Regions from separate parts of the Homo sapiens genome. Here region 1 is linked to region 2. A link is an interaction called in ENCODE POLR2A ChIA-PET data of the cell type or tissue named here. Cell type or tissue: PC-9. All regions are shown on one strand. Each heading gives the region's core, and the rest is flanking DNA. Links, peaks and the distances in the headings are about the cores only. Region 1 overlaps CHN1 (chimerin 1). Region 2 overlaps CHN1 (chimerin 1).

Region 1 (8,348 bases), core at 279-8,278, 140 kb before region 2:
CTAAATTTGTATCTAAATATTCATGGTCATATTTTACAAAAAGTATTTGATGTATTTGATTTCAAAACATCACACAGAAAATATTAGTGACTAAGTGGTTTTTCAGAATTTGGTAACCATCTTTGAAGATGAATTCACAGATTTTTAAAGCTTCAATTTGATTTCACAAAAATTTAGTAAGGACAATCCAGCTTAACAAGTTATCTTTAAAATTCAGTTTCCAAGGCAACAATCATAGGTCCCTGTACATTGCTTTAAAAAAATCATTTTTATAAATTTAGTTACTGCAACATCAAAGGCAAGTATTAAATATAACTGCCTTACTTTTATCTCCTTTTATCAGACTTTTTGAACAAGCTGACTTCTCTCTTTTCAGTGGACTAATGCCAGATCCCTAGTGTGCTGTCCATCAAGTGCCAGAAGGTTAAGAGCAGATAAAATATCAAATTTCCAAAGTGGCTGCCTGAGAATCTGGCCTACTGCATGTGCATAAGACCAAACCAGGATCCAGCCTACTGGATATGCATAACAACAAGTCTCCTTCTACCTCACCTCTTATAACTTCACAACTGACTCAATCCAGAGACAAGACAAGAGCTCTTACCTGCACATTTCACTCCCTGAGCAATGAGACCCCACATAAAGTTGGCACAGTATTCACACCAGTGTGGCCCTCTGAATGTATGCACCTGAAAAAAAAAAAGAGGGGCAAAGTCAGGAAAGGGGAAACACACGGATGAGAAGACTGCTTCATATCAAAGCACTAATATACAAGCCACATATTCTATATATATATATATATGAGAGAAAGAGAAATGGGGTCTCACTGTTGCCCAGGCTGGAGTGCAGTGGTGTATCACAGCTCACTGAGGCCTCCCTCAAGTGATCCTCCCACCTCAGCCTCCTGAGTAGCTGGGACTACAGGCACACACGACCACACCCAGATAATTTTTGTATTTTTTGTAGAGACAGGGTTTTACCATGTTGCTCAGGCTAGTCTTGAACTTCTGAGCTCAAGCATCTGCCTGCCTTGGCCTCCCAAAGTGCTGGGATTACAGGTGTGAGCCACTGCACCCAGCCCATGGTTAGTAATGAAGCGCCAACATGGCTGCATTTAAAAGAACCTTGGTTGAGTGAAACTGACAAGCAGTTAACATTTTTTTCAGAGCTTGATTTCTTCTTTGTTTTAGGAATGATAAATCAGACCAATATTCTGTAACTTACTTTCGAAAACTATATAATGGAGTTTTCCAATGTCCCCTCAGGTGCAGGCACCCTAATCTATACAAATACTGGCATTTCTATGTACTATGCTATTTCTACAGTACTATGACATGAAAAGGCATGAGTGCCCATATAGAGTATGTCTTGGGTCCTGTTAGGAATTTTGCAGATAATTTACCTTCTGTGACTATGAGTAGGATCACAGACATTAAAGGAGATACTTATTGATGGGTCACATCAGAATCATCAAAAAGGCCCAATTTCTGTTTAAAACATTTGATATTTATTATGTTAGCAAGGAGAATAAATGTATTTTAGAAACTGCAGAAACTACAGTTTATCAGGAACCTCGTTTGAGTACAGTAATTATTCACTAACCATTCCAGCTCATAAAGGTTCTTTCTACTGTATTTGATTTCTTTTCCTTAAAAAGAAAGGAATCCCCAAAGAAGAAAGGATTCAAATGTTAAGATACCTATCCCTTTTACAAACAGGAAAGAGAAGGCATTCTAGGTTAACTCAGACAAAAAAATATTGGTAGAATATTTTGCAGAAGCAATGAATCCAAACTCTGAACATTAAAAAATAATAAAAATTTCAATATTATCAGTACATTACAATTGATTCCAACATATCTGCCAAAACCACTACCATACATAATAAAATTCACAGCTAAGATTGTCATTTTTACAATTGCTGTACTAACGTATTGACTAAGTCTTAGAAACCAAGTAAGTGATTTTTAAGATATGAAACTTATTTCTTCAAATGAAAATACCATAAATGTAAGACATACCATTATGTGTTCAATTTAGAAAAACCATGCCAATTAAATCATGACAAGCCATTGGTTGTCTGACAAATCCCAAATTCAGAGACATTAAAATGGAAAATAAAATATGCATATAAGAATCAATGAAACAGAATATCAGAATTCAAAATACTACATTGGCCCAAATATCCATATAAAGCTGCAAGGGATAACCCTGGGTTCATTCAAAGCAGGTATGTGCTTGTAACTCTTTGCTGTTGCCAACTGAGTCTGAGTACAAAATTTTATGTTGATTTTGAAAAGGAGGCCATAATCCCTTCTATGTGTTTTATGGAGGAGGGTCAGGAATGCAGGCACGGTAGCCTCTGGATTGTTAATGATGTTCAGAGCCTGTAAACTCAAAGTATTTCCTGGAGTTGCTGAAGTAGAGCCCAAGATCAACATCCAGATACTCTGTAATGTCCCTGTGTTCTTCAGAGTGAATAAAACTGGATAAAGCATGCAATCGTGCTTTATTCTTATGGGAATGAGTGAAGTAGGCAGTGCTGATTCAGAAAGAGAGTTATATAATCATGAAACAGCAACAGAATTGTGAAGCTACTTTTAGAGAAAGTCTTTGGGATGCAAACTCACTTATAGGTTGCCAAACCTCAGGATAATCAGTATCATTTACTTGGTAAGGTGACTAAAGATGCAATGAAAGTATGAAGGAAGTCTCAGGAATTATTTTGTGCCGATCAGTTATCTCATGGTAAAGCATCTGAAAGTTAAACAGGGAGAGCAAAAAGAGTAGAAGGTGTTTTGTTTGCTGTTAAACAAATAGGCATTTGGGAAACAGCACTGGCTACTGAGCTGTTTTAATAGAACCAATCCTTTCCCCACCTTCCTGAAAGTAGCAGTGAATGTGGCATTTCAAAAAGCCTGGGATATTTCTTTATATTAGATATGCTGAAGAGAGGATTTTAACTGTCCGAGCAGACCCCATGTTCTCCAATTAAAGGGTTACACATGTATCTCAGAAAGCAATCTTTAGGATATTGTTATTTATTTACAGTTCATTCTTGGGCAGCTTTTTTAATGAAGGCATCCTGAGCCATTTGAGGCTGGGTTGTTTTTTTTTGTTTTTTAAATCGTTTAGAAGGTAGCTTATGTAGCTCTCCATGAAAATGTTCTAGAAATAGGCCTTGCAGAACCAGCAGCTTACAAAACTATTTGTCTAACAGGGTTTAACTGGATTCCCTTTTGAATTTTTATATCTAAAACTCACTTGAATTTTTATATCTAAAATCCATATATCTCAAGTTTCCTTTGTTCTGTAACCTCTATGACTCTATGACACTTTATTATATTTGTAAAAGGTTGATTACTGTAGCCTTTGAGTCTTTTATTCCTCTAAAGGTCATCAAAACAAATACTGATTTTCATTAATTAGTCATTTTTATTCATTCATAAACATTTATTAAATGATGATCTATACAAAAATAAAAAGGGGTTTCTCCTACTAAACACAGTGTGAAAATATTCTAATCAAAATATTTGCAAAGTGTGAGAGAAGCTGGGAAGAGACGCAACCCATGAGCTAAGTCCTGAGTTGAAAATCAAAGACACGAGGCATGAGAGAAACAATGTGGTGTTTAGAGAACTGCAAGGAAGTTCAGTCTGGGTGGAGTGGAAACGACTGGCCTGGCAGGAGATAGGAGAGGCAGACAGGGCCTTTTCAATGCCTACAAATTTGTATTCTGTCCAGTGAACAATGCAGAGCCACTGAGGATTGTTAAGGGGAGTGACACGGTCAAGGGGGCAAGGCTGAAGGAAGACAGACTAGGTAGGGTGGTGCTATGGCAGTCACCCAGACAACAGACGATATGGAGCTGAACTCGGGCAGTGGTGACTGAGAAAAAGGGACAAACTGGAGTTATTTAGGAGGCAGAATCAACAGCGCTTGGTAACTAATTGAAACAGAGGCAACGGAGAGGGAAAGAAACTGGTCTGTTAAGGGTTTAAGGTCTGGTGACTGGGGAAGAATGACATTAACAGAGGTACAAAAGTAGAGAAACTGGTTTAGAAGTGAGGTGGGGAGGACTGTGGAAGGGAAGGGGAAGGCTGACTCATAAGAAAGAGAGGGTCACTGATGGAGCAAGGCTCTGGAGAAGTCAAATGTTGGAGACAGAATCCAGGGCAGAGCAATTAGCTCTGAATACAAGGAAAATCACTTTCCCCTTCCCTGAGTTGGGAGGGAAGAGGGTAAGAGGAGAGAGGCTGGCTGTGCAGGACTGGTGGTGGGACCTAGGGTCAGAAAGTTACAGGAATTCATGCCTGGCAGTCTATAGTCTCTGAGCATCAGGAAGGAAGTTCAGTTATGGAGCAAATGAGGAGTTTTGGCAAAGTGGGGAATAGGAACTGGAGCTAAAACTGGCCAGGAATTCAGAGAAGGGCCACTGGACTTGAAAGCAAGTTTCCTTTTTGGGTGACACATTATAAAATCGTACTATACCAGCCAGTGTCAAGCACATTAAACAAAAAGTGATGAATATTTTCTTTTTACGTGCGTCGTTATGCTTTATCTAAATGTTTCACTTTATATGCAGTTTTACATTATCGGTGATGTTTACGTCACATACTTTGCCAACTCAGAAAAAGGTATCTTTAAAAAATCAATTGCACAAATTGTACAACTTAGAATAGCTTTTCAGTTGTGCTGCTCCATCTAGCACAATACTAATAGGTGCTGTTTCCTATAGATAATTCTACAGGCACTGACATCTGCAGACAATTTTGTTTACTAGACGTTGTTGTATTTTAATTACCTGTTTTAAAAATGATGAAATCTGAATACAATGAACATTCAAAATATAATTAAAAAGCCATAAGTTGCATCTTGAAGACTATTTGTGTGTTGCAGGATGCTAAGGAAGAACTAGGTGGGATATGCGGGAAAGGAGGCCTGGAAGGGTTCACAAGGGGTGCAAGGGCTTGGGCCTGAAGCTCTAGATCACAACAGAGAGTGACTTTTGCCTAGAATTGCCACACCCCCTAGAAATCTGCAACCCATTCCTCTGGGTATGGTTCCTGATAAGACATAATTCAAAAGAACAATCAGCTTCACCCTATTACATTATTAGCGAAGTCAAAAATGGTCCCAAGAAAAGCAACCTTGTAAGTGGGCCACAGATATTTTTTCTAGGCCACCTCCAAAGCTTTTGGTCCATCTCGACAAATGAAAGTGACAGAGTATAAGGCATGAATTACACTTTAATGAATAAAGGGCAAAACGAACTAGTTTCAAAGCCCTCTTGTGCAACTGGAAAAAAAAGACCATTTTATTACCATGACATTTGTGATTGCTTTTAACCTGTGAACAACTCCTTTCACATTAACTTCTCTGTTAAAACAGAGATGAAAGACTGGATTAATTAACGGATCCCCAGTACAGTCTTATCAGTGAAGGCATTGGTCAGAAGCAGGCTGCAAAGGACAGGGTGGGAAAGGGTGGGCTATTGAGGGGCCCATATGGCACAGGCCAAGTGTCATGTGTCTCCTGGGCAATGACTTAGATAAAAACTGAAGTCATTCTCAGTTGGGCCTGCCATTATTCAGACTAAAATCCTGGCTTATAAAAGGAAACAAACACCCTGCTTCTCATCATGTTTACAGCATTCATATCTCCAGTTTGAAAGCCAGTAACAGAAACTGAAAAAGAAATCCATGATATAGGAAGATAAAGAAAAATTCACCATTAATCTTCATTGTTCCTTTCAAGTCAAAACATTCCCTTTAGAAATAAGCATGAATGCAAATAGCCAAGGAGCATGCCTGCAAAGCTTGCTGCAAATGTAAGCCACGTTGGAGATGATATGAACATTACGGGAAATAAAATTTTGCTTGGGAAGGTGGCAATGACATTTCAGCTGCAGCTTCTCATTTGGGACTGTGATGAGTCAGTTCTCCAGCACAGTGTTGGGTGATGAGGGGAGAGAACAGATGAACAAAATCAAAACGAAAGGAATGTAGGTAGGCAGGCAGCTGGTCAGGAAAGTTTTTTCTTCCCTCATTTTTATGTTTAGGGTAACTAGAATGCACTCTTTTAGGTGACCAATGTTTGTCTCACCAAGATGGTCTTAAACTTTTTGGTCCATATGATATGGAATTTAGAAATCAAACCCTAATTTGGCCGGGCGCGGTGGCTCACGAGGTCAAGAGATCGAGACTATCTTGGCTAACAACGGTGAAACCCCATCTCTACTAAAAATACAAAAGAATAGCCAGGTGTGGTGGCGGGCACCTGTAGTCCCAGCTACTCGGGAGGCTGAGGCAGGAGAATGGCATGAACCCAGGAGGCGGAGCTTGCAGTGAGCCGAGATCGTGCCACTGCACTCCAGCCTGGGCTACAGAGCAAGACTCTGTCTCAAAAAAAAATAAAAAATAAAAAAATCATACCCTAATTTTACCACTTCAGTTTAAAGTACTTTGATTTATATTATTATGCCGTGAAAAGAGAATACATAACACTGGCTATGATCATTAGCAAGAAATACATACAAGAGTACTTAAATTAGGAGGAATACTTACTATAGGAGTATCTTTAGTATCAAGGCAATACCTTCTTGCCTTGTTGTTAAGTTACGTCTAGTCAAAACTACTAACCACCCTATAACTCTGGAGTAATAATGTATTAACAAAGAGCGAGGTTTTGGTTCAGTTAAGCACCACGATAATGTCAGTTAAGCACTGACACTATGCTGGCCATTCCTAGTCTTCTTGTCCTGATCAAATGGATGTGTAATTGATGACCATGGCAGGAAAGGCAGAAGAAATGCACCAGGCACTTGCTGAAACATAGCTTTAAGCACTGGCCAAGGCTAAGTACCTGGAATAGAAAGGCATGCCCACTGGCCAGCAGCAGACAGGAGTGAGGGAGGCACTAGGCGGCTGGGGAAGGGGCGCAGGTGCTAATGGCCTGTATAACCAGCTGCTATAGAGGTGGCCACACGGGAGAATTTGCAGGGTCTTTCTGCGCCACATACTTAACCACACAAGTAGTTAACACGGAAGCACCGCTTCAAAGAGAATGACAAATGACAGAAAATTGGTGACCTAATTTTAAGAGTAAGAAAACTGTTCAAAATTGAGAGAAATACCATAAAAGCCTACTAGACATACATTGACCATACCACAAATAAATGATGTAACTTTAACTGTGAGCAATAACTACAGGGAAAAGCTGGTAAAATATGATCATACTATAACAATATGACTATTAGGACAGTCACCAGGGCAATACAGTAATTTAGTTCTGCTCCCATATGAATATTATAAAAATGGTTTATGTTAATTGGTATACAAAACAATATTTTAAATATGTGCAGAAAAAATAAATTATTCTCATAAAAATACATTTACCACAATTCAATATTGGCCTTATTAACAGAGCTTAAATTCTTTTATGGTTTCCTTTATGATCCATACATTCCCAATCACCGCTATGTTTTTGAGGGAGAAGTATATCTAAAATTACAAAATGAATGCAAAGGTTGCACAGAACTTGCTTAGAATCATAAACAACCATATTAATGCTAGAACACAAACACAATTTCTGGTGTTGATGTTCTGTGCTGAGCTGAAATAGTGGCCCCTTACACAGAACCATCAATCTGAAACCCAAGAATCTGGATGTGGAAATATCAAAGTTCTCAAAGCAATCCTTTGATTATTATATGCTACAAGGTACAGATTGTATAATAATGATGAAACAATAAATATAACCATTAATTCAAAGACATTTTCCATTTCAAAATATGAGTATTTAGAGTATTATAAAATATATAATTTTAATGTTTAGGCTTCTTTTAAGTTTCAGAAGACAATTTCTTTTTGATTTCTTTTCCCCTGATAGTTTTGCCTCCAAACTGAATCATGCTCAAGGTTCAAAAATGTTAAATGCCATCACCTAAAACACTTCTACTTAGAAAGTAAGCTTCATTACTGAGATGAATGAGTTCGTATTCAAATATTAGTAAAAATCAACACTTTGAAATACCAGTCCCCTAAGGTTATATTATGTAGGTACAATAGGAAAATAAATAAGTAAATGGTTGTGCAATAAAAACCACTTACATTCCATAGCTGAGTGACAGAAAATCTCTATACCTACATTATAGATAGGTAACTGAACACTGACATACGGAAAACCCTCAGACCAGTCTACAATGTCTTGTGATCCACAATTCTTTGAAGCTAAGTCTGCATTAATATATTATTTCCACACAACCAGGTTTCAATTTCTTTTTGACTTGGTTATAAAAGTGTCATCTGAAGAAGTACTGTTAACATATATTACAATATGAATGCAAGT
Region 2 (8,348 bases), core at 35-8,034:
GTAACCATACGAACACTCTTTGGAGAATTTTTACTTTTTATAAGTACAAGTTCTGGAAAATAATCAACTATACTTTTAGTGGAGATTTTCCTTGTCAGTTATCTTTCCAACTGTAATTCAGTGGTCTCAGATAACCCTCACCTCCTTCAGCAGACCCACTATATAACCTCCTTAACCTTTTCTTAAAAGAAAAATTGCAAATGATGTTTTTCTTCTTGCTATTATTCATTCTTTGGCAGAAATTATTCCTAACCCATGCTTTCCCCATACTCCAACATAGTTTTGTAGCACTGACCTACTTGGATTCTTGCCCTTGGAACAGGAATCGATCATATTCCCTGGCCTGGGAGTATTTAAAGTAGTGTGTTTATTAGAATGTGCATTATTCTGCAATGCGGATTCACAGGATTTTCCAATGAGAGTCAATATATCATTTTGCCAGCAGGCATTAAAATAGCAACCCTTCAAAGTCTTCCTTACATCCATGTTTTCAAGCTTTATCAAAAGGACAGTTGCTCAGAAAGTAAGATAAACTAACGCTTACATGAAACTATTGGGAAAAGAGAGATAAGGCTCCTATTACTAATACTCACATCACAGGTAACTGAGATGGGAAAAGACCACAACATTTTTCATCTTATTTTGATCATTTCCAAATGCATTTCTTTTAAACTGGATATCTCTGGGAAAACCACTCAGTCACTAAGGAAAAAAAAAGTGGATTCTAAGGAACACAGAGAGGTTTGCCTTAGATTATAAACTGTAGAGCCAAATGTGGAATAAGGCAGCTCACAGCTGTAAGGAAGAAAGCAAAGTCAGACATGGAAGTAATACTGTGGCAACCACAAATGAGCGGAGTTGGATAATTCTAAAGCACGTTAACTATCCTAAAGTATAGTAAAATGCTTGGCATCTTTTAATTAACTATGCTTTTATGGCATACACAACAGAATAAGTTGCCAAGGGGCAAAAACTCTTTATAAATGAGAAACTGTGTTTCAAATTGATAGGTACTTGTTTTTCTTCCTGAGAGCAGAACCAGAATATGAAAGATCTGGGGCTGTAACGTTTCTTGCTGACACTTGCATGCAACAAGGCCTAAAATGAACATGTAATGGACTGGTTGTCTTGAAGAAGTTCCAGCAGTGTAGGGATATGAAAAACTAACAAGTATAATACCAACAAAGGTCCGTATTTTCTCAATTATAAAATCCAAATGCCTTCAAAAGTGGAAGTATTTTTATAACGCATTTGGCAGCAAAGCCTGGTCTGACCTGAACGTCAAAGTAATTTAATAACTCTTTATAACTCATTTGGTACCAAAAACCTCACCTGATCAATGTAAGAATATTTAGTCTTTATCCCATTGAATGTGACCATTTATTTCATTGCAGAAATACTAATGTGTGATTATAGAGTAATGCCTCAGACACTGTTTTGAATGTTATAAAATATACTATATATATGTGAAATGTACTACCTTTCTAAAGTCTGAAAAATCCTGCATTCCAGCACAAATCTGTCCCAAGGGTTTTGGATAAGGGATTACAGACCTGCTACTGTTATTAATATTTACAGCTGATCGTGTTAAAACATAAATCAGAATATGCCACTCTTCTGCTGCGTTCTCTCCAATGACTTCCTGTGTCTCTCAGAATAAAAGCCAAACTCTTTACAACTGCCTACAAAGACTGCTATTTAAAGAAGACCACAACAGTGGCATCATCTGGTAACTTGGAAATGCAGAAGTGCAGAACCCAACTCCCAACTACAAATCAGAATCTGCATTTTCACAAGACCAAGTCATGTGCACGCACACCAATTTTTCAGAAACACTGACCTACAAGACCTTGGGTGACCTGTCCCCACTAAGCCCCCGAGTTCATCTACTTCACTTCCTCTCACTCACTCTTCTCCAGCCTCTTTGTTCCTCTGCCATTCATCAGACATATAAGACACACTTCCACCTAGCTGTTTCTTCGGTCTAGAATCTTCCTGCCCAGGTGTCTCTATAGTTTGCTCCGTCACCTACTTCAGTTCTTGACTTAGTGAAGCCTTCCTTGTCATTTAAAAAGTTCAAAACCCCCTGACACTTCATACTCTTTTTTTTTTCTACTTAGTACTTCTTGCTATCTAAAATACTACATATTTTATCAATTTTATATTGTTGTTTGTCTCTCTACACCAGAAGGTAAGCTCGATGAGGGCAGGATTTTTTTGTCATCTGTTGTCACACTGCTGTGTTCTTACTGCCTAGAACAGTAATTGTCAGTGTGGTCTGTAAACACTTGTGGGTCACTAAGACCCTTTCAGGAGAGGTCCACAAAACCCAAACTATTTTAATAGTAATCTTAAGAAGGATTTTGCCTTTTTCACTACACTGACATTTGTACTGGTGGTACAAAAGCTATGCTGGGTAAAACAAAGCAGTGGCAATTAGGCTGTCACTGTACTTCACCAGTACACACTCACAGTAAAAAGAAAAATCGTTTAACCTAAGAAAGCCCTTGATGAAGCAGTTTTAAAGTATTGGTTTTGTTAAATTTTGATCCTTGAGTACACTTCTTTTGGTCATTCTGTTAAAAAAAAGTGAGAAGTGTGCATAAAGCACCATCTGTTGTTGTATACCAAGTATGATGGTTGTCTTGAAGAAAAGCACATCTGAGGTCATTGGGGTTGTGAGCTGAACTAGCTCCATTTTCATAATAGTCATTTCACTTGAAAGAAGGACTCACAAACTATGACTAATCAGACTTGGGTATTTAACAGGTATTTACTCCAGAATAAGCAAAGTAAGCTTGCGACTCCAACAAAAATAACTAACTGTATTTACTGCCAGTCACAAAAATTCAAGCTTTCAAGTGGAAATAAGAATTCAAGGAAACTTGTATCCACCACCATGAGCTTGACAGTTTGTTAATATTTAAAGATTTTTCCCATGAGATCGATGGTGATATTAAAGAACATGATTCTAAGATATATTGCATAATGAAATGTGTTAACATTCACAAGATTTACATAAATCAATGAATATTTTTGAAATGACAAACGTAGGATAATACAGTATCATGTGTGGGCAAAAGATCCAGTCAAATACAAGATAGAACAGGAGATCATAATGTACGAGAGTAAAAATGTCATTGATATGGTTTCAAAGTCTACATTGCAATTGACCTTTAAAAAACTACCACTTGTCAAGTGTTAGTGTAGTATCAAAGAAAGATATCTATAACTATTTGAAAAGATTATTAAAACACTGCCCTTTTTTCCAACTATATATCTGTATAAGGCCAGATTTTCTTCATATATCCCAAACAAAACAATATATTTCAAAAGCTGACTGCAAATAGAGAATCTAGCTCTCTCCTAAGCCAGACATTAAAGAGTTTATAAAAATGTAAAAGAATGACTCTTCTTACTACATTTAAAAATATAGTCATTTTTCGACTGGGCGTGGTGGCTCAAGCCTGTAATCCCAGCACTTTGGGAGGCTGAGGTGGGTGGATCACAAGGTCAGGAGATTGAGACCATCCTGGCTAACACGGTGAAACCCCGTCTCTACTAAAAATACAAAAAATAAGCCGAGCATGGTGGTGGGTGCCTGTAGTCCCAGCTACTCGGGAGGCTGAGGCAGGAGAATGGCATGAACCCGGGAGGCGGAGCTTGCAGTGAGCCGAGATCGTGCCACTGCACTCCAGCCTGGGTGACAGAGCGTGACTCCGTCTCTTAAAAAAAAAGTCATTTTTCATAAAATGTGTTATTTATGTTAACATGTAAGGAGTTTATTTTTTAATTGATAATTTTTAAAAACTTCTCAATTTTAATTTCAAATTCAGTAAATAGCAACACATATAACCCACATAACAAATGCACCTTAGGATTCTCAATGTTGTAGAATATAAATGGATCCTGAGATTTAAAAGTTTGAAAACCACTGGCCTAAAACAATAACTAGAACACAATAGTAAATTATGTTGCACTGAACACTTACAATGTGCCAGTCTTTTGTTAAATGTTTTTATACTTATTTATGTCTCAAAACAATGTTATAAGGTATTATTACTAGTACCATTTTATGCATGAGAAAACAAGTAATTGAGAGGGATCAAGGCACCTATTTAAAGTCACAAGGAGCAGAGCCAGTCCTTGAACCAAGATCATGTGCCTCCAGATCTCATACTCCTGACCAAAATTGATAGTATAATAAAGGAATGCTAAGTTAGAAACAAGGCAAACAGTGTCATCCTAGGTGACTACATCTAAAATTATCAAGGCAATAAGAAGAAGCCAAAATACAAAGCCAAATGAATTGGGGATTGAAGGGAGATAACCTAAGCAAGCTCATATGAGCAGGAGAAAGACCAGGTCACCTTCTCAGAGGCAGATGCAGATGCCTGAGGAAATACTTCAAGTGCAGTCCACAAGGGCCCGACAACTATCACTAGGCTAAACAATGAACAATAATAACCCTGAGGTATCTGGCTTCAAGCCCAGCTTCCAGGACAACAAGCTGGTATCCCTTATGGTCAGGTTCATTCACGATGCTATTAAAGTCTTCTCCTTGCTGCTACTGGTTTCCTTGTAGCTCAAGCTTGAGTATAACCTTCAATGAAATGTTTAGGATGTTCTCTGGTTCCCGTGTCCAAAAAGAGTTGTCATCTCACTCAAACCATCAAGTCCAAGAAATATCTTCTCTCTGACCCACGGCAGGGTGATATCCTGATGCTTCATCACTCCAATAAGCTTAGTGACAAGACAGGCACTTACTGTCTGCATCTCAAGAAGGAGTCCTGTAAGGTCAAGAACAGTAATCCCTAACCCAATTTCAAATTCCCCTAAGCTAAACATTCCTGCTAGAATATGCAGACAGACTTTCTAAAATCTTGGAATTTACACTTCCTGTAATATTTAGTCTATGAATCACTTTGTTGGGGATGATTAATAAATGAGTGATCTAGGATTGGGAAGAAAAAAAGAAGGTGAAGTGGGTGGCAGAGCAGTAGTCGTAGTTTGAGCTATGCAGCATTCAGACAATGGAAGTTGGAGCAAAGAAAGTAAAGTGAGATCTTGGAACTGTCCTCCTCACTCACTCTATTAGGAGGGAGGGAGGGTGGCCATAAAGTCAGGTTGATTCAGTGCCAAGGCTAAGCGTTATCACGTAAGGAATTATACTACATAACCTTATCAGAGAGAATGTTTAACAAATTCTGACTCAGCTATGCATAAGGAAGATCAGAAATAGAAAATATAACCCCTTAGTATGCATAATATCTGCATCCACAGAAAAAGTGAACTAATAAACATATTCTCCAAATTTTAAATGAGGGAGATCCTGAAAAGTTCCTAATATAATCACTGATATTCTCTTTTTCTAGTGTTCTATCCTCATTTTATATCAAATATAAAAAGAAAATTAAAGCTTTCATAGCTTTACTAGTGACCCAGGATCACCCTAACACTATTTTTGCCTTGAACTCTTCAGTTGTTCAACCACAAATTCTTCCACACTGGGTCATCACAGTAAAAGTCTAAGAGTTAGAAAGAGAATGCTGGATAACAATGATTATGCTCTCTGGTATCTTCCACAGTTGAATGGGCTACTGTGCAATCTGCATGCCTCCTTCCTACTATAACCCATGCTTCAACATATGATATGCAGAACTATCATGACAACATTTTGCCAGATCATGAAACAGAAAACATACATAATAAGCACAGTTATTCAGTGTTTTAGATGCCACAGAGCACTGTAAATCTTCCTGATGATATCAGTAGACCAACTCAGGCTGCTGGAAGCCCATTCACAAAACACGGTTTTTTCAGGAAGGGCAGAAACCTAGGCAGGAGGTGACAAAATATACTTCAAGGCCAGGGAAGCTAATGACTGAAAGTAAGTTCTGGGATATTTTCTATGCACAAGCAAAACAAGAGAAGACAAAGTGATGAAGAAGCAGCAGCAAAAGCAAGCAAAAGATGAAGGATGCCTGGGCACTTCACTTCTGGGTGCTCAGGAGGAAGAGAAGTTACACATTTTCAGCCAGGTTGATGTGAGTTTCAGGACTGACGATGTGGACCCACCCCACTTTGTGCTGCCAGCTTTGGCAGTGCAGGACAGCGGTGAGAAGTGTGGGCCCTGGAAGTCTGGAAACCTGTCTCTACCAGCACTTACTAATTGTGAGTCTGACCCAGGGCACGTCAATTGGACAAATGAATATTAGCTATTGTTATTGTTATTATTATTACCATCAAAAAACCTTTTACCTTTATTCCTGAAGTATCTGACATTAAGGAAATTTCCAGGGAAAGAAATATAGATGTAACTAGAAAGCTATATGAAGAAATATGTGAATTAAAGTACTACAAGGTATCTCTTATATGAACATATGTAAACAGAATACCTAGAGGTCTCAAGATATCATACTTTAAAGAATTTTCCAAAATGCCCTTATTTAGAAAATATTACTTCTTTTTTTCCCATTTCCACTTCAGGACTCAAAATACCGTGACAATGCCAAACATACTTCACATATGAAATGTTACAGTCCAATAGGTTTACTAAAATGGAAAGGTGGATAATCGGTTTGTTTTAAAATATTCAAATAGAGTCTTCTTTTAACTCCAGACTTGATGTGGATTTCTAATAAGCAATATTATTTGTTATTCAAAAAGCAGACTGAGTGATTTATGTCACGCAGCTGTGAACAAGCATTTTGTTGAAAATATCGTCTGCATGCTTTACTGCACTAACACTGTTGGAATGCCCGCAAGGATGCTGAATACTAGGAATTGAAAAGCAAAAGGTCATTGTCACTGGAAAATGAAAAAGTTATCTGATTCAAACCCACATCAAGCACAGACAAATGACAGCAATGAAAAAACATTTTCATGTGCTTTTACCAGTCTGCAAGAGAGAATTATTTATCTCTAATAAGACTTTTCAAATTCCCATAATATAACAAAAAAATGAATTTTTACTGTTCACAAGTGACAATTAGATCAAATTGTTTTCTCATAAATTTTTAAATATTGGCCTACTCTTCAAAGTCAAGGCAAATATGCTAGTAGTAAATGTTTTCCCAGCACCAATAAAATGTTCAAAAATAAGGGTAATAATAAAGGTAAATAAAATAAAGGTAAGAGTCATATACTTTTGTTCATATCATTAATAAACACACAACCATGAGATTGGTTTCCTTCATGCACATATAACATATATGAAATAATTTCAGAAAACTTGAGTTCTCAGTATATATGCCTGTAACTTTAAGTTCTGATTTTCTGCAAACAGGCCATAAGAAATAATTAATACACACACACACACACACACACACACACACACACACACAGAACAAATCGACACAAGCTACACTGACCACTGGAGTTAACTGTTGTAGCAATCTTGCCTAACAGACAAGGAAAATAATGTATGTATTTTACTGCTAAATGTAACATTTTCTGAAAGCATAAGAATTTCTAAGAAAACCCCTGGTGGCAAACAACTGCATATTATTAACTTCACTATTTTATTCCTCTACTGCTCAGTAGCAAAAAGCTGACACAATCATAATTAAGCTAAACTAACAATTTAAAAATATGTATTTATAGTATAAATGCAAGTACTTCCTCTAAAAGGGACATCTACTGGGGGGAAATGGTTCTTTGCATGTGTGTTTGAGAGCCAAATTTTCATTTCTTAGATTTTTTTAATTTTTAAAATATCCAAGCCTACTAAAACATTGAAAGAATAGTACAAGAAATCAGTATTCTTTCATCTAAATTCACTAATTGTTAGTACTTTGTCCTATTTGTTCTCCCTTCTCTATATTATGCCCTCCCCAAGCACTTCAAAGTAAGTTGCAGGCATGCAACACTTCACCTTTAAATCATTCAGCACTTACCTACTAAAAAAACAAGAACCTTCTTCAATACAACCACGAAAACATTATCACACCCAAGAAATTAACCCTCTGTACCTGGAAGAGCAGTCATTACCATTTACCACCCAGGTCCATAAGCTCTTTTAATTTATATAAATTTTAGCCAGGCAAAAAAAACAAAACAAACAAAAAAAAAAAAAACAGAAGCAATGATAAGCTAGAATCTATTTGATATAAACTAGATGTATTTGAAGCCTGGAATCAGTATTTACATAAATGGATATATCCCAGGTTCATACATGACAGAATTAATGAGCAGTTAGTTGATGAGACTTCAAAGAATGCTGCCCTTTTGGGATATATATCTTTAAAACAAACAAAAGTGGCTCACACCTGTAATCCCAGCACTTTGGGAGGCCGAGGTGGGCGGATCACGAGGTCAAGAGATCGAGATCATCCTGGCTAACATGG

Evidence for each region. ChIA-PET counts read pairs that join two places held together with the same protein. Peaks named below come from ENCODE experiments on the same cell type or tissue, not always from the same donor. Only the 100,000 strongest peaks of a DNase experiment are listed, where the experiment ranks them.
Region 1: POLR2A ChIA-PET joins it to region 2 with 11 read pairs; 5 of 35 experiments call an interaction of 5 or more read pairs at or near these places.

The regions. Positions count from the first base shown.
Region 1 is chr2:174,823,830-174,832,177 of GRCh38, forward strand. CHN1 (chimerin 1) reads right to left here. Exons shown (of 13, transcript NM_001822.7): 8 at 605-689. Among named protein-coding and RNA genes, the nearest start is that of CHRNA1, 64 kb to the left of the region's middle. In PC-9, for the core only: no CTCF peak of the experiment used is centred there; a DNase peak (open chromatin) is centred at 4,042; H3K4me3 peaks cover 733 bases; H3K27ac peaks cover 1,751 bases.
Region 2 is chr2:174,967,592-174,975,939 of GRCh38, forward strand. The region is part of intron 1 of CHN1 (chimerin 1); the gene reads right to left. Among named protein-coding and RNA genes, the nearest start is that of CHN1, 34 kb to the right of the region's middle. RefSeq lists an enhancer at 1-73. In PC-9, for the core only: no CTCF peak of the experiment used is centred there; DNase peaks (open chromatin) are centred at 4,480 and 4,900; H3K27ac peaks cover 484 bases.